Regions from separate parts of the Homo sapiens genome. Here region 1 is linked to region 2. The links are chromatin loops, found by intact Hi-C in ENCODE. Cell type or tissue: PC-9. All regions are shown on one strand. Each heading gives the region's core, and the rest is flanking DNA. Links, peaks and the distances in the headings are about the cores only.

What was found. Hi-C counts contacts between places; a loop is a spot of excess contacts. Peaks named below come from ENCODE experiments on the same cell type or tissue, not always from the same donor. Only the 100,000 strongest peaks of a DNase experiment are listed, where the experiment ranks them.
Region 1: it touches region 2 in a loop (2.7-fold over the local background); 2 of 110 quality-filtered maps call a loop at or near these places.

Annotation. Positions count from the first base shown.
Region 1 is chr12:75,820,577-75,830,168 of GRCh38, forward strand. The region is part of intron 1 of LOC105369844 (a long non-coding RNA gene); the gene reads right to left. Among named protein-coding and RNA genes, the nearest start is that of PHLDA1-AS1, 210 kb to the right of the region's middle. In PC-9, for the core only: no CTCF peak of the experiment used is centred there; a DNase peak (open chromatin) is centred at 5,315; H3K4me3 peaks cover 663 bases; H3K27ac peaks cover 3,364 bases.
Region 2 is chr12:75,886,759-75,895,437 of GRCh38, forward strand. No RefSeq gene overlaps it. Among named protein-coding and RNA genes, the nearest start is that of PHLDA1-AS1, 140 kb to the right of the region's middle. RefSeq lists a silencer at 1,251-1,545. In PC-9, for the core only: no CTCF peak of the experiment used is centred there; DNase peaks (open chromatin) are centred at 4,553 and 6,343; H3K27ac peaks cover 2,126 bases.

The sequences.
Region 1 (9,592 bases), core at 638-8,637, 66 kb before region 2:
TATGACCTTGTATTCAGCCCTCATCTCACGACTTTGAATCTTACCCCAAAATCACCTTTTGAATAACAGGGAAGGTAACTGGAGAGAGAGATAATATGAAAAGGACTGAGAAATGCTAACAAGGGTACATAATTTTCATCACTCCCAAATGACAAGCTCATGTGCCAGGACATGGGCTTTAATTCTACTTATACAAAAGCCTGAGTTCCAATACTTAATATCTTCCGATAATTACTTGGCCAGTAATCCACATCAAATCCCCACACTCCAATGATTCATTTTGAAAAGCTCCTAAACAAGCACCAACTCGGCAATCTTCCACCCTGATTCTCTTGGATGGCGAAAAGAAAATACTTCAGAGTTGCTCACCACTGGGCGGCACTTGGAGTGAGGTCATGTTTGGAAACAGGAGACGAACCAATAGCAAAGATTAATGGGGCTTTGGAAAAGCAAGTTTAAACAATATGTTCATGAATCGGGGGTAAATGTAAACCAATCAAAAAGGGAAAATATGTATCCATCTTTTACGCTTATATTTTTGGCCACCCTGTCGAACAGCTGCATCTTGCTGCCTTATTGGCTATCCCAGGCCAAGGATAGTTTACAAGCTGAAGTCACAGGCTCAGCTGGGGAACTGAGTTGCGGCGGGGGTGGGGGGGGGAATTAGGTCAAGGAGGATTCAGTGCTAAAGGAGGACTGTGATTTGCAATGGTTTTTTAAAATCCCATAACTGCTCTCTTACTAAACAGGTTTTTAGTGGTGTCATAACTGACATGGCCATTTTCCTAAGTTATTGCCTCATTGGAATTTCAGTAAATAGTGCTAGTCTTCCCCATGATCATGGCAAGAGAAAGGTAGGTAGAAAAAGACAAGCATCTCCAGAAGTGATAAGCAACCCAAATCTTATGATACAAGTGATTCATCCTAAGAGCCAGAGTCAAGATAAATGCTAAGAAAGCTGATCTGTGTTGCCACTTCTCACATACATCCGCAGACTAACATTCGAGGTTGAAAATCAACATAAATGTTCTTACTCACCTTCTTCTATTCAACAAGGCAGATATTTCAATTGCCTATAATTCCCCACTATGGAACTCATTACAACTAGTGCCATTTTGAATAAAGGAAAAGTTAATCTGTAAATTTTTTTATTTTTGATACAGGGAAAGTATGGTAATTTGTAATGTTTTATAGGGTTTCGTGCCTTGTATACTTAAAGAGGAAAAATCACAAAAAGCCCTATCTATTGTATGCTTAGTGTCTAGAAGAACTTTTGTCAAATCTCCAAGTCAGTATAAAAATAATTTTTTTTACCTTAACAACTGATAGTCTAAGACCAAGTCCAAAGCTGTGGGAAAGGACACAGAGGCAGATCATTTCTCCTAGTCCAAGCCATGTGTAAATAAAGGAGGCAATCACATTTGGGGAATCAATCAGGGTGCAACTTGATCTGCAATCTCATAACTGCCCCATAAGGCTGCATTATCAGTCACCAGAGAGTGGTCTATTCTCTGTTAAAGACAGATGCTAGAGAAGAAGCAAGACCCCATTGCAATCCACACTCCATGTCACAGACTGGAAAGATGGACACAAAGCAGGGATCAAAACCCAGCCAGATCATCTGAAGATATCCAAAGAGATTCCTACTGGACATCAACCTCTAGATCATAAGAGAGAAACCCCAGGTGTCCTGATGACCCAGGTAGAAAGGAAGGTGACCCTTTCACATTCTTGCGTAGAACAGAGTAACTTATTGTAGGGGTCTACGAGGCAAGCGTGTCATGAAATTCCACATCCCTCTGTCTAGCACTCTGCATTTCTAGGCACCTAGCTCCACCTAGGCCTAGGAGACACACTGAGAAACTTGTAAGGACACATTTGAGACTTCTAGGATTGGCTGCCATTGGGCAAACATCCCACGTAGATGTCTCTGGGACTGGAGGAAATGACTGGCTCAAGTCCAATCCAAGTTATGGCTCCAGCCAAAGATTCTGGGGTGAGAGATGGGCTGGAATGCCAGGGCAAACAGGAATACTTAGAAGGGAATGAGACAGAAAGCTGAATGTATCTGTCATGTCTGGCAGCATGACATGGAGTATGGCAGGCATGTGTAAGGAGCAGACTGAGGAAGGAGCAAGGGTGGAGCAGACACGAAGATGAGAGCAAGGCTGTCTCTAGGCTTTCTCTGATAAATCTGCAGCAGCAAGAGCCTATAAGTGTCAGGGCTAGTTCACGACCACAATCCAGATGGGCTCTGAAACAGGTTTGAGCTGGGGTGGTTAGTAAAGGGCAGTAAATTCAGCTGGAAATACAAAGAAAATGGAACAAATGTCCTCTTTTATTTTAAATCTAATGACATAAAGTTCAAAGACAAATTTATAAAATTGATCATTTATTTAGCACACTCCATACACCAGATATTCTGCTAAGCTCACAACTTCATTCGATTATCCAACCGTCTCACCAGACAGATATGAAGACATTTTACAGAGAAGATGCTTATAGGGAGAAGCTCAAAGAGGTTAAGTAATTCCCTCTTCTTCCCTCTCCCCAAAATACTACCATATCTCTGTCTTCAAAGTCTGCCCAATGCCATAACACTGGTTTTCCTCATCAAGATATGACCTCCAGTTTTAATCTTTCCAATATTAACCTTTCTATTATCTGGCCACGTAATGCTGGAAAGGTCATTAAACTTCTTGAGGCCCCGGTTTCTTCATTTTTGCCAGAAAAAGATAGAACTCCATGATCTCCAAGATCTCCTCTGAAACTTGGGGTATCCAGCTCAGGCTTTGTCTCCACAATGTGATATTAGAAACACAGGGACACCTCAGGCTTGGGATGGGAAGGAACATTAACTACTAAAGAACCGTGGATAATTAAAAATCATCCACAAGCAATATGGAGTTCCTCATGTTCAACGATTAAGTGAATGAAGTTTGCATGTCCAGCAAAAACCCTACCCTGCTCTGCAATAAAATGTCCACCCAAGGGAGAAAGGAAAATCACATGATTTATAAATTGCCAGAAAAGGCATTCCTCTCATATTTCTTTAAAGTGTCCTGGTGTTATAATTAAGGAACTCAGTGGGGTGCCTCTGTTCACTATTAACCAAATGAATTCTGATGTGCTTGGATCAGGAAATGTGTGGTTTCACCACATTTCTGATTTTTAGTGTCCCTACTCTTCCCTCTTGATATTTCAAATCAACTGTGGCTTCCCTCAGCTTAGCTTTGATTATCCAATTTGAGCCTACTTGGTGAGCTCTTTATGAATAACCAACCAACTGCTCTGAATATGATTTTCCTTACCTAGAAAATAACCCTTCATATGCATATCTCTCCTTGTGTCCCTGAAAACCGAAAAGGATAAAAAGGGCATGCAATTCTGCATAAAGGGCTTGAGATTGAGCCAAGAAAATCAACTGATTGTAGGGCTTACAATAAGCCATGGCAACAATGAAATATTTTGAAATTTTCTTCTCTAAATTCTAAATAATTCGCCCAGGATGATCTAACTATATTGAAAAGAGCACTGAGTTTAGAATCAAATAGACCTGAGGGCAAATCTCAGCTCTGCAATTTACTAATATTTGACCCTGACCCTGAATGATCTATGGAATCACACCAAACCTCAAATTATTCATATGATAAGTGTCATCATTAATAGCCATTTCACCAAATTGTTGTGAAAATGCAATTAGTTTACTTGTGTTAAATCTTAGCATGATTCTGGTATAATCTTCCTTGTAAAAGTAACAGCCACCCTATATTAGATACCCAATATATGCCAGGCTCTGGGCTAAGAACTTCACATACATTAACTTCAGAGGTCACATCTAAACAACCCTGCAAGGAGAACCCTGTGTTATTAACTGTCTCTGAGAAGAGGAGATTGAGGTACAAAGAAGCAAAGCAACTGGTCCAAAGTCCCCCTGCCAGGCAAACAACCTTGGGATGGCTACTGCATCTTGTTATTTTTACAGGCATCAGCATAGATGTGAATCAGAAATGTGTGCTTTGAAATCTTCACTCTTCTGAAAAAATAATGAACCCAATTCAGAGAAAAAGTTCTCACCAATGAAGAAATAAAATTTTTGTAATGATATATACTTCAGGGAAGGAAGAAGGAAAACTCCACTTCATACACTTCCAGCTAAGTGGTACTTTGGCAGATAGTTTGACAGGGAGACAGTTAAAGGGATAAAAAGAGGCTCAACCATGGACTGTTGCCATGGGCATTCGGCTGGTACCCTGTGGTTACCCACATTTGCCTGGATCCATGCTTCTGCACTGGCCCAATCATGGGGCAGGTGGACTGCCTTTGCTTTTATGGGAAGCTTAGGAACTGTAGTTCCTAAGAGACATGTAGTTCCTCATGAGACAATCTTTGAAGACAACTTGGTGATCAGGAAGGAAAAATACTTTACTCATTGATATTTGAAATAGCCATAGTGCTTTCATGAGCTGAAAGCGATCTCAAGTAGGCAAGTTCACAGGTTTCTAGAGTTATCAGGCTTTCCACAGCTTTCAGAACATTAGATTCAACACTAAAACAATCTCACATAAAAATTTCTTTTGAAAACTTGAGGTCAATGAACTCCACTATGCCTCATATTCATGTCACCTTCAGTCACTGTCCTAAAGATAAGCCCCTGCAGTCATCTATTCTGTCCTTAACCACTAACACTAAACTAATATTTGGATCAGGGAGAAGCAAATGCCCACATCCCTTATTCACTCCTCAATCTTTCTGCTGTCTCCTCTAGAACTCCATTTCCTGATTATCAAAGTTTAGTGCATTTTCAACTTCCAGAAAGAAATCTTCCACCACTTCTTTGCTGAACCCAAACCTGGACCTCCCTCTGGGTGATCTTCTCTTCTACAGCCCTGTCTAGGTGCAGCTTTGGGTCTCTCAAGCCTCATTTGACATGGGGCTTGGAAGTGAAACAGTATTCTCATAGTTCTCTGTGCACTCTCAAATTCTTCTTCCCTTAATGAACAACCCCTGCACTCTGCAAGCTTATGCCTTCTAGTACACAATCCTAAATGCCTTTCTCTCACTACCATCAACCAACTCTCTCACATTCATCCCCAAATATTAAGAAGCCCCTGAGTCACACTGTCCTTTCCACCCCTAGTCTTACCATCATCCTGGGTGAATTCTGAGTCCGTGCACATACCCCATAAAATGCCTTGCCCCACAGTTCCTGGGCCTCCTCATTCCAATAACCTTCAATTCTACTCAAATTTTATTACCCACATGCATAACCACACCCTGAAGCTTGTCATCCCACAGAATTGCTTTACTAACGAAAATTTAATCTCTAATAAACCACAGCCTGACCACACAACCTACTTAAATTTCCTATTCTCTGTTAATTCCTTTAAACTTGTTTTTCAACTTCATTAAAAAAAAATGCTCTGACTCACTGCCCCGTGCTCCCATTTTCCCCAGTATGTGCCTTCCTGTCTTCACTTTCCTTCCCATCACGGCTTAAACCATCTCTTTAATCATTCACTTATGAATGATTTGAATTTTCTTGCTCCCTTTTGCTTCCTCCAAATGAGTCCACTACAATCCTGAATTTTTATCATTCCCACATCGGTCTTTCCCCCGATTCTACACTCAGGCAATGCAGGGAGAGAATTGTACAACATGCTTCTACAAATCCATGATCTGTATCCCTAGATATTACCACAATGATTTTCCTATATATCAATTGTTCCTTAACACCATCATTTCCTACGAAGGTTGCTTCAAATCTTTACTATATTCGAGTTACCCATCCCCTTATTCACAATAGATATCCTTACCTCAGTCTTCACCAAGAAAACAGAGCAATCAGGTAAAAATTCCCTTAACTTCCCATCCCTCTCCTCCCTCTACTCATACAACCGTGTCTTCATCAGCATCTTTTCTTACCTCCTTCCTACCCATCCCAGAGACAGCATCCTTTCTCTTATCTAAAACCAATACTCCAGCCCTAATCCCTTTGCCCCTTTTCTACTACTGGCCACCTGGGTTGTTGATGGAGCAGCTGGGAATGGGATGTGGGTACTCTGGCTTTAAGGTTTGGCACATTCTTATGAGCACATTTCAGCAGCACCAAAATTTCAAGAGAACTCACACTCGGGTATAAAGAAATGCAGAAATACCTTTGGTTATTGATCAGAAGAGTTCACAGAATAATGTTTGGTTCCCAGAGTGTTTGCTGTTCCAACATCAGGATGTGACCTGTATTAGTCTGTTCTCTCATTGCTGATAAAGACATACCCAAGACTGGGTAATTTATAAAGAAAAAGAGGTATAATGATCTCACCATTCCACGTGGCTGGGGAGGCCTCACAATCATGGTGGAAGGTGAAAGGCATGTCTTACATGGCAGCAGGCAAGAGAGAATGAGAACTAAGAGAAAGGGGAAACCCCGTATAAAGCCATCAGATCTCGAGAGATTTATTCACTACCATGAGAACAGTATGGGGGAAACCACCCCCATGATTCAATTATCTCCCACTGGGTCCCTCCCACAACTCATGGGAATTATGGGAGCTACAATTCAAGTTGAGATTTGTCTGGGGACACAGCCAAAACATATCATGACCCGTGATCCAGGATGTGATCACAGATGTGACATCTTACGGTCAAATTACCCATTTCCAAGTGCTTCTGAGATTGGAATGTATAGTTGGTCTCATAGAGAGAGACATAATTGCAAAGGGCCACTTTGGACATTACATAAACACTAGGAACTCACTATTTCTGGTGCCCCTTTCATTTATCCATCCCACTATCTGAATGGGGTGTGTGCTCATCGAGTTTGAATCAGTCCCATTGGCAGGTGACTCTAAGCCACTACTGCTGCAGTTGGCCTTCCCCATGTCAAATCATAAAGACTTTAGATCAGATGTCCTTCACTGACCCACAATCAGGACCAGGATATTTAGGTTTGTTTTCTTTGGTGCACATGGGCCTAAGACAGAGTCACTTTCAGCAGCTTCAGTTACTTGGGGCTCCTTTTCTCAAAAAACACTAAGGATGTGGAAGGATGCAGAGTGATGATAAATATAGATAATTATAAAAGCTGCAGAATGGAGAGTTGCTTTGTATATAAATATTCACACTTTTAAAGCCCATTTTTTAAGTTACCATATGCTTTGTTTACTGCTACTGTCATTTTTACTCCTTTATGCCAGCTAGACTGATACCACACATTTTCTGTAAACACACACAATTTGATATATCATGATTTCTGTGGTTGTGATAGTTTTGCAATTACCCAACTGATCCTGGCTCTGGATGATTTTCTTTAAGCACTAAACACCACCTTAAAGGAGAAAAAAAGCATAGAAATAGAGTTGGCTTTTCTAAATCCTCACCACTTAATTTTAGTTGTTCTCACAAATAAAAGTACAAAAAGTCTGACAGCTTTTCCCATATTATAACATGACAAACATGGACTTTTTAATGGGGTCTTTTTTTTCTTGTAAATTTATTAATTTCCCTATAGATGCTGGATATTAGAACCTTCATAGATGCTTATGATTATATTTTTGGCTTTACAGAATTCCACAGACATTGTAAGTAGAGCACATATTATTAAAACATATTATCTTTCTTTAGAACATTTAGTAATCTTTGAATTAATTAATGAGATTTTGTTTCATGGTACACTTAAATCCCCTCACCCAAAATAATATCAACAAGATCTTAGCACACTTGGCACACTTAAACCTCCCATCCAAAATAATATCAATAAGAACTATCATTCATTGCATGCTTATTATTATTAAGCTGTCTGTTAAGCATCGTAGTTTTTTTTTTTCTAACTATATGAAATGGCTTTATTAGTTCCATTTTTACTGAAGAGGAAACTGAAGCTAATAGAGATCAAACACCTTTTCTAATTTCACAATTAGTAAATGGTGGTGCTGAACTTGAAGCAAAGCCTAATTCCAGAGCTGAAGTTTGAGCTTTTAATAATAAAGCATATTTTACCTCCCCAAACATACCTATCTTACATATGAGTCTTTTTGCTTCTTGCTCTTTCTGCTGCTTGGAGGGGTTTAAAATGAAGTAGTCTTTCTGCTGTTATCAAGCAATTAACTTATAAGCAATTTTATGCACAAAAAACAGCTAAATTCTAAAACAAATCTTCAAGTATTTTTTAACTTTTATTTTAGGTTCAGGGTACGCATGCAGGTTTGTTATAGAGGTAAACTCATGTCACAGGGATTTGTTGTACAGATTATTTCATCACCCAGGTACTAAGCCTAGTACTCATTAGTTATTTTTTCTGATCTTCTCCCTCCTCCCACCCTCTACCTTCCACCCTCAAGTAGACCCCAGTGTCTGTTGTGTCCATGTGTTCTCATCATTTAGCTCCCACTTATAAGTGAGAATATGTGGTATCTGGCTTTTTGTTCCTGCATTAGTTTGCTAAGGATGATGGCCTCCAGCTCCAACCATGTTCCTGCAAAAGACATGATCTCATTCTTTTTTATGGCCGTGTAGTATTCCATGGTATATATGTACCACATTTTCTTTACCCAGTCTAGCACTGATGGGCATTTAGGTTGATTCTGGGTCTTTGCTATTGTGAATAATGCTTCAATGAACATACGCATGTATGTGTCTTTATGGTAGAACGATTTATATTCCTCTGGGTATCTACCCAGTAATGGGATTGCTGGGTTGAATGGTAGTTCTGTTTTTAGCTCTTTGAGGAAAAAGCCACACTGTTTTCCACAGTGGTTGAGCTAATTTACACTCCCATCAACAGTGTATAAGTGTTCCCTTTTCTCTGCAACCTTACCAGCACTTTTTTTTTTTTTTACTTTTTAATAATAGCCATTCTGATTGGTGTGAGATGGCATCTTATTGTGGTTTTGATTTGCATTTGCTCCAATGGTCAGTGATATTGAGCTTTTTTCAGACACTTCTTGTCCACATTCATGTCTTCTTCGGAAAAGAGCCTGTTCATGTCCTTTGGCCACTTTTTAATGGGGTCATTTGTTTTTTCCTTGTAAATTTATTAATTTCCTTATAGATGCTAGATATTAGAACTTCATCAGGTGCATAGTTTGCAATCATTTTTTCCCATTCTGTAGGTTGTCTGTTTATTGATAATTTATTTTGCTGTGTAAAAGCTCTTAAGTTAAAAACTCTCAATAAACTAGGTATTGAAGGAACATATCTCAAAATAATAAGAGCTGTCTATGAAAAACCCACAGCCAACATCATACTAATTGGGCAAAATCTAGAAGCATTCCCCATGAAAACCGGCACAAGATAAGGATGCCCTCACTTACCACTCCTATTCAACGTAGTATTGAAAGTCCTGGCCAGAGCAATCAGGCAAGAGAAAAAAAATAAAGTGCACCCAAATAGGAAGAGAGGAAGTCAAACTATCCCTGTTTGCTGATGACATGATTCTATATCTAGAAAATCCCACAGTCTCGGCCCAAAAACTCCTTTGGCTAGTAAACAACTTCAGCAAAGTTTCAGGTTACAAAATCAAGGTACAAAAATCACTAGCGTTCCTATGCATCAACAACAGCCAAGCTGAGAGCCAAATAAGGAACACAATCTC
Region 2 (8,679 bases), core at 1-8,000:
TTCGTCAACCAAAACCCTCATTTATATGAGTGCTTATTCCTTTTATAATTTCTTGAAAGAAGTTTTTTGACATCAGTGAAAATGAACACCCTCTCTGTTCACTATATCCAATAACCCATAGTATAACACTACCATCCTCAGACCTTTCCAAGTCTTCCTCTTTCACCTCTCAGCTCTCATTGAGCTAAACAATTTTGATTCTTCTTGATTTTTCTCCATAATTTGTTTTCCTACACCTTTGTCATTTTCTTCAGCCTTTGAATTATCCATCTTTAAGTAATATAATATGGAAACCTAATTTATTGTTTGAGTAGAAAATGTCCTTGTTCTCCCAATATGTTAGGAATTACTTTTTCACTCCAATGCAGGGAAATGTGGTGGTATTGTTTTGTTTTGTTTTGTTGTTTGTTTGTTTGTTTGTTTGTTTGTTTTGAGATGGAGTCTGGCTTTTGTCACTCAGGCTGGAGTGCAGTGGCGCGATCTCGGCTCACTGCAACCTCCGCCTCCCAGGTTCAAGCGATTCTCCTGCCTCAGCCTCCTGAGTAGCTGGGATTACAGGCGCGCCACCACGCCTGGCTAATTTTTTTGTATTTTTAGTAGAGACAGCGTTTCACCATGTTGGCCAGGCTGGTCTCGAACTACTGACCTCAGGTGATCCACATACCTCGGCTTCCCAAAGTGTTGGGATTACAGGCGTGAGACACCACGTCTGGCTGTTTTGTTTTAATTAACTATACCGAGCTACATTATTACCTTATAGTCAGCTTTTCATTTCACTATCTCCAACTCTATCTGGTGGCTCTAATCTATAATCAGTAGTTATCTATTCTCTATGTTTTATAGTTTCATTCTCCTCCAGATGTAAAATCCAATGACAGAACAAAGTTCTGGCCAGTAGGGTCTTGTTATGGGCTAAATTGTGTCCCCCCCAAAATTCACAGGCTGAAGTCCTAATCCCAAGTACAGTAGAATGTGCCTGTATTTGGAGATAAGGCCTTCAGTGAGGTAACTAAAGTTAAATAAAGTCCCAAGGGCAGGTCCAACCCAATATGACTGCTGTCCTTATAAGTGGAAGAAATTTGGACACAGACATGTACAGAAGGAAGATCATATAGGGACACACAGAGAAGACAGCCATCTACAAGCCAAAGAGAAAGGCCTCAGAAGAAACCAATCCTACTGACACTTTGATCTCAAACTTCTAGCCTCCAGGACCGTGAGAAAACAGATGCCTTGTTTAAGCCATCCAGTTTGTGGTACTTTGTTATTACAGCCCTAGAAAACAAACATAAGAAGAGACACCTCTCTCTTGGTTGTGACCTTCGAGGAGAAAATGACATTGCTGCCCTCCATATTCATTGCTGCTAGAAGGAGGAGTAAGGTGGAAAGCATGCCTCATTCCAGCACACACACAATATCAGTGGCTCACACAGTGTTCCACTATCACCACCCACATGCCCAGTCCCACTGATACAAGTGGACAGATTTAGGACTTTCACAAGAAGAAAAGCACATTTCTCAGTAAATTAAACTAGATCATCAATGTTTCACCCTTATTTTTTTCTTTATACTCAAAGAAATATTAACAGCCTAATAAATCTCAGGTAGGTAGCTAAATACCTAAAAATTTTCCAGAGAAAGAGTAAGACCAAATTTACTCTTGATGTCTTGCCCCTAATCTTAGCACCAGTGACTATTGTACTAGATGTTTCCTCAAAGTTTTTATTCCAGGGGTCCAGCTCAGTATACCCAAGGGAAAGCAGACTTGGGTATACTCTTTTCAGAGAAGTCTAACAGTTGAGCCTGGAACCAAGGCTAGAATTCCTAAGAAGAAAGGCTTACTCATCAGATTTTCACAAAACAGCTCAATGCTTTTCATTTTTCCATTTATTTTTCATTTTCATTTTCATTTTTCCATTCATTCACTTTTTCAGGAAATATTTATTGTGCATCTAGTGTGTGCAAGGTTCTGTAGTAAGGGCCAGAGGTATAAATGATGATAAAGCATCAACATAACAAAAAACCATAAGAATTGTCCCCCCAGAAAGCTAGAGCATGAGGATTTCTAAGAAAAGGGAAGAGTGAGAAATCACAGAAATCAAAAATTTAGGATTATGAGAGAAAAAACATTCCAAAGATCAGCTGCCCTATTTTTTCCAGGACATTTTATCAGTTCAGGAAATCAAAATAAAAATATCACATCATTTGAACAGATATTCAGATGTGATGGGCAAACTATAGTCGTGTGACAGCTCACAAAGAGAGATAAATATTTTCCTCTGCCTCCTTCCCTCTCTGACAAATATGCTGATCGGCTCCTTTGCAACTCCCCCAAATACATACTATTTACATTCATTGAAGACAGCCAAATCGTTTTACAAGTGTATTTCAGTGTTTTGAATCTTCTAACATCAGGCAATCCCTGTTACTTTCTTTGAAACAAGTTTCCACTATGCAGAGAGAATAAATAAACACACTCTGTGCTGTTAGCAGGTTCACTCTGTTGTCTGGGTTGCGGGGAATGGAGGTGGTGGCAGTGGCAGCACTGATGGCGATGGCCGGGCTCAACCCGAAGGGAACAGTGCTGCTTTTTCTTGCAGCCCTGGGAGAGAATCGCAGAGTGCTGCAGGAAGAGGGAAGATCCTGAACCCACTCAAGAGAGCGCCTCAAGGGCAATGGTGTTCTCTCTTCAGGCACGTGATCGGGAACAAAGGAATCTTTATTCATCTCTTTCTGCTGTACTGGTTTGCTTTATATTCCTTATAAGCAGCTGAAAAAGACCATGAGCAGCCCTTTCAATCAGCTGAGGAAGAGAGGAAAGGTTTCAGAAGAGAGAAGCTGTCAATTCTGAGAATGGTTTATTCACATTATAGAATAATCTTTCAAGAAAAGAACTCTACAGGACTGATCTTTTAATTATAGAGGGATAAATACATCTGTGAAATCTACCAATTTCACTTTGGATTAAATACTCTTACTAAAAGCCAGATATTCAGTAAACAAAGATCTCAATTTGGAAATGGCTTTTCTCCCTAATACGTGTCTTCTAGCTAACGTCCTACCCCATTCCACCCCCAAATTCTAGTTGCTATTTGAGAAACAAAAATACATAACCTATTAGAGATGGAGTTTGAGGGTCTTAGATATGTTTCATTTGCTACCAAGCAAGCTCTGGATTCTCAAAAATGTTGATCAATTATCTGTGAATAATTTTAAGATCACAGTGTCTTATAGGGAATATTTTTTGATTTATCAAAGAATCTCAACATATTTAATCCTATGCACAAATCACATCCCAGCTGTGGTTGAGAAATACAAGCAAGAATCACAGTTAGAGTCTTTGGTGTACCTTCACGGTGCCAAAGACAGGGTGGGCAAAGATACACACTCCATAAATATTTATTTACAGAAATGACATTGTTCATAATTCCAGAAATTCCACCAAAATTTTAAATTGCAATTTCTTCTAGTTCTTTTTGGATGTAAAACAAGCATAGAAACAGTGCCTGGCTCCTAGCTGGTTGTGTCTTTCCTGGCTCATTTTTTATGTAGTGCCTCTGACTAAAACAGCCCAGAAGCAATTCTCTTGTCCACAAACAAGGGAGCCAACAGCTTTCTGTGGCCCTTTTCCATCTCCCAGTATTCTGGATGAGTCAACCCTCTTCCTTGGGGGTTTCTGGAGACTTTTGCAAGTGCCCATTTCAGAAAATCCCATTTCCACTTGAAGTATTTATCCCAGAAAAAGAAAAGATTAAAGAAAAAGAAAACCCTGAGTTTTCTCAAAAACTATTTATTTGCCATTGATGTTCCCGCTTACGTTTTGTGGAAATCCTTCTCTAACTTGATATTTACACAATATTGTAACATCTCCTTTTTGTGTTATTTCTTAACTTTGAAATAAATGGAGATTCTTTAATAGATGACATTTAGACAGATGTCATTCCAACAGTAGGCTGATTCTTCCTATTACTTAGAAATTGTTTAAATTCTGAGGCATTCTCATTTATGTCTATTGGCATCAGTTAACCTGTGGTTCCAAAAGCTAGTGCCAAGTTTTGGTTCTTCCTGTTTGCAAAATCAACCTTTCCCCATGTCAGCTGTTCCTAGGGTGGAGGCGGTCACAGAGTTCCCAGCAACACTTCTTGTCAATGTACCCTGTGGCGAACATCTCTTCTGTTCCCTAGATCTCATCCCTAGATCATTGTCCATTCTTCTCAGATGCTTCCCTCAGCATTCAGGGCCCAGGCTCCAGGAATCAACATTGCTTCAAAATAATCTCATAACTAGCTTCTAGACCAGTTTTCAGCCAGTCTCTTTTTAAATCTTCTTCACAAAAATTTTGAGGCTAACCCATCCGATTTTAATCTAAGTAAGGAGAGGACAAAGATTATTTACTTGACCAAATTTTGGGCAAGCTCCTGAAACTTCTCCTAGGCTCATCTGTGTACTTTCTTATAAAGTCCAGTTTTAACAAAGAATCCTGCTGAGTCAGTTTAGCAAGCACTTCCACCCTTGATATCCGAGCACCCTCTGTATCTGGCTGGGTTCCTCCTCCTCCACCATCCCCCAGGTGATGTCTGCTTACCCTGGCCTGTCTTCAGTAAGAATCCTGTTAGGTCAGTTTAGCCAGAATCCTCCCTTGCCCCTGAAGTTTCCTCTTAGTAATTTTTTTTATCTAATGACCCCCACCGTGCTTCTTCCATATAAATTCCCACTTGCCCATGCCGTATTCTGAGTTGAGCCCAATCTCTCTCCCCCACTGCAGAATCTGATTGCAGTGATCTCTATACCTATTAAGATGGTCCTGAATAAAGTCTCCCTTCCTGTGTTTTAACAAGTATCATTGACTAGTTTTTTTCTTTAACAGAAAGGAAGAGATGGTATCAAGACATTTTCTCTTTATTATGGGTAGGTATGATATCACCTGTGGTAACTTTCATTTGTTCTGTACTTCCATAAAGCTAAGGAGCTTGGCTGAATAGGCTCAGCAGCCAGCTCTGGGCCCACACAGTCCTCTGTTCATAGAGGGGAAAGTGTCAGCTCACAGTTCTTCACTCATTCTCTCCATTCTACTTTGTCATTCCTCTGCTGTTACACTGACCTGCTGCCAGGTAAATGAAACTGACTTTTTTATTTTTATTTTTTGAGACAGAGTCTCACTCTGTCACCCAGGCTGGAGTGCAAGTGGCATGATCATAGCTCACTGCAGCCTAGTACTCCTGGGCTCAAGTGATCCTCCCACCTAGCCTTCCAAAAACCTCCACAGGTGCACACCACTACATTCGGCTTTTTTTGTTTTGTTTTGTTTTGTACACAGGGGGTTTCCCTTGTTGCCCAGGCTAGTCTCCAACTCCAACTCCTGGGCTCAAGCAATCCTCCTACCTTAGCCTCCCAAAGTGCTGGGATTACAGGCGTGAGCCACCACATCCAGCCATAAACTCTGACCTCTTGGGCAGATGGAATTTCCCTCAAACATAGTAGATTCCCCTGGCATAGGGTAGAGGGGGGATCCTTGAGAAAAACTGGATCATATTCTGCATGGCATATATTTCAAATATTATATTCTTACACTGTATTGTATATATTAGTTTGTAATTCTGTTTTCCCCTCTAAAGTGTCAACTTCATCAGGGGATGTTACCTCCTTAAAGGAAAAAGTATATTTTATTTATCATGGTTTTCTCAGTGCCTTACACATTGTAGATGCTCAATAAGTAATTGTCCATCTTCATGTACTGTTGTTCTTTTACACGGTCCTCAGGAACTCAGCAGAGGGGACTTGAGACAAAGGAAAGGAGCTTAATGGACCTCCCTCACAGGAATAACATTTAATAAAATAAGACAATAGGAGAGTAGGCCTGGGAACCATAAAGAAAGAAACCCCTAAAACAAGATTCAGGGAGGGGAACTATAGAAAAGAGGGAACAACCAAGGGCCATGTGTCAGCAATAAGAGATAAATATCTTAGAAAGTACTGATCTAAGACAAGCCCAGATCCCCCAAGTGCCATTTCAGAGCTTAAAGCAACTGCAAAAGACGAGGAACGGACTTTATCAGTAAGGGTCATGTTCCTCACCTCACTCCCACATTACACCCTACACACATCTCCCTCACTCCACAGGGACTTGATGAATATCATCTGTCAGCCTCCTTCCTTTCCTGGTTTCTCAATGAGCCTGTTTCCCTTCTCTTCCTTTATAAACCCCCCCCCGCCACATGCATTCTTTGATCTTGATAGGGCCTTATCTATCCCATATCCTCTGAAAGATAACCAGCTACTCAGAATGGCCTCTTCCTCACCACTGTCAGTTCCACCCCCGGCCACCTTGGCAGCAGTTCCAATCTTGCTTCACCTTACTCGCCACAGGCATTTAAGCACACCCAATGGGCCTAATCTTTACTGACCAGCAATGCCTGAGTAACTGATTTGAATAACCTAGATTTTTTTCTCTCTGGCCTGTAAAGAATTTCATGGAAAACCCACAGGCCTCTGCTGCTGGCTGCCATGATGAATAGCCATGTTTATTTTTCTGGTGTCTCTGTCTGTTTCTATTACACTGATGTGCTGTGTCCTGGTATCTCTACCTCTATTACATGGATGCACTGTGTTCTGGGAGTCTGACAAAATAAAAATATAACAATAACAACAACAGAAACCCTGCAAAATCTGGAGGATATCTTAAAATGACAGCCATCGTTGTCAGGACTATAGCATAGAAGGAGAGAGCTTGGGCATCTACCAATCTTGGATTTGAATCTTAGCTCTATTATAAGACTTTTTGCAAATTACTGAATCTCGCTGAGCCTTAGTTTTTTTAATCTGTAAAAGAGGACAAGAATACCACCTTCCTCGCAGGGTTACTGTGTACTTTTAACCATTCTGCCCACTACACAACTGCAATCCAAAAACATTGCACTTGGTTCCTCCTTCACTTATTTCCAAGAGATCCATGAGATCCCTGGTATCACAGAGTGAACCATGCTAGCCTAAAGGAGATACCATCCGAGTTCTGTTCATTATTTTTAACTATATTTAAGTGTATTTGATTCTTCAACAACTAGAGCCTAATTTTTTTGTATTCAATGGAATTTTTTTCAGGAAAAGAATCTGCACTAATTTATATGACTGATATACAGAGTAAACATAAAGGTTCACGAAGCCAGTGGTTCACAAACTGAGGACTACACATACCCTGGAGGCCTCAAGGAACACAAATTCATGCACTCGTTACGATTCATGTGAGGACTGAGTGAACAATGCTATGTAAACACACACAGATATATCCACATATATTCATATATATGCAACATTGCTGTTTCAAATATAGGTTGTTTATATAGAGGCTATTAATAAAATATATTTTAAAGTGTTATTTAATTTATAAAAGCTTTTATCATTGCCTATTTTCTCAGCCAACATTTGCTATTATAACACGTTGTGGTTCTACATTTTAATATTAATATTAATAATTAAATTGTGACACTGTTATTACTAGTAATGTCTATTATTAATTGTTAATAATAATAGCCAACATTTATTATGTGCCAGGCACTGTTCTAATGACTTAACATACATTATGTACTCACATACTCATTAAATCCTCACATGATCCTATACAGTAGACCTATTATCATTTCTAATTTATGTATTAGGAAACGGAGGCACAGAGAGGTGATGTTAACTTGCCACAGAGCTGGTAAGTGGCAGAGCTGGGATTCAAGCTCAGATATCTGGTTCCAGAGTCCAAGCCCTCTGTTTTCACATTTAATCAGTGGAGAACTCAGGTTTGCAATCATATATTGGTGTCACTGTTTTTAACCAAAAAATTATTTGTGACCTTGACGTTGATTTTATTTTCTATGAAAATGAGCATATTTCTAAGAAGATACAAACTTTGATATATGTGTGTACACTGGCATATATACAACCAGACGTACAACCAGGAAATCTGTGATAACTAAATTCAAACAAAATAATAATAGCTGAACAATGAGAACACAGGGACACAGGGAGGGAACAACATACACTAGGGCCTGTTGTGGGGGTGGGGGAAGGGAGAGCATCAGGATAAATAGCTAATGCATGCGGGGCTTAACTCCTATGTGATGAGTTGATAGGTACAGCAAACCACCATGGCACACATTTACCTATGTAACAAACATGCATGTCTTGCACATGTATCCCAGAACTTAAAATAAAATTAAATAATAATAATAATAAAAACAGTTCATGCTGGCTGGTCTGCCTACATATGCTCCAATCCAAGTAAGTCACATGGGCCAGAGTAAGTTTCCATTAATGGCATTTCCTTTGATTCTCATTTTGTCACCATCTTGCTGCTTTCACTTTTCTCTGCCTCTGTTAGGTAATTGGCTTTCCAATATTGAGCTATTTGATCCAATATTGAGCTATTTCCTAAATTGGGAGGTAACAACAACAGAAGCAACAACTACTGAGGAAGTTAAATGCAATAAAAATAGAATGACACATTTCAACTTTTCACCTCTCCACTTGAGATACATGAACAGTCACACTCACCTTCCATTTAGTTGATTGAACTTTCGAGAACATTCATTGACTCTCTGCCATGTGCCAGAAATTATGTTTGGAGCTGTAAATATGTGAATAGAACTAACAATGCACCAATACAGCACTGTCTAAAAGATTCCAGGCAGGCCA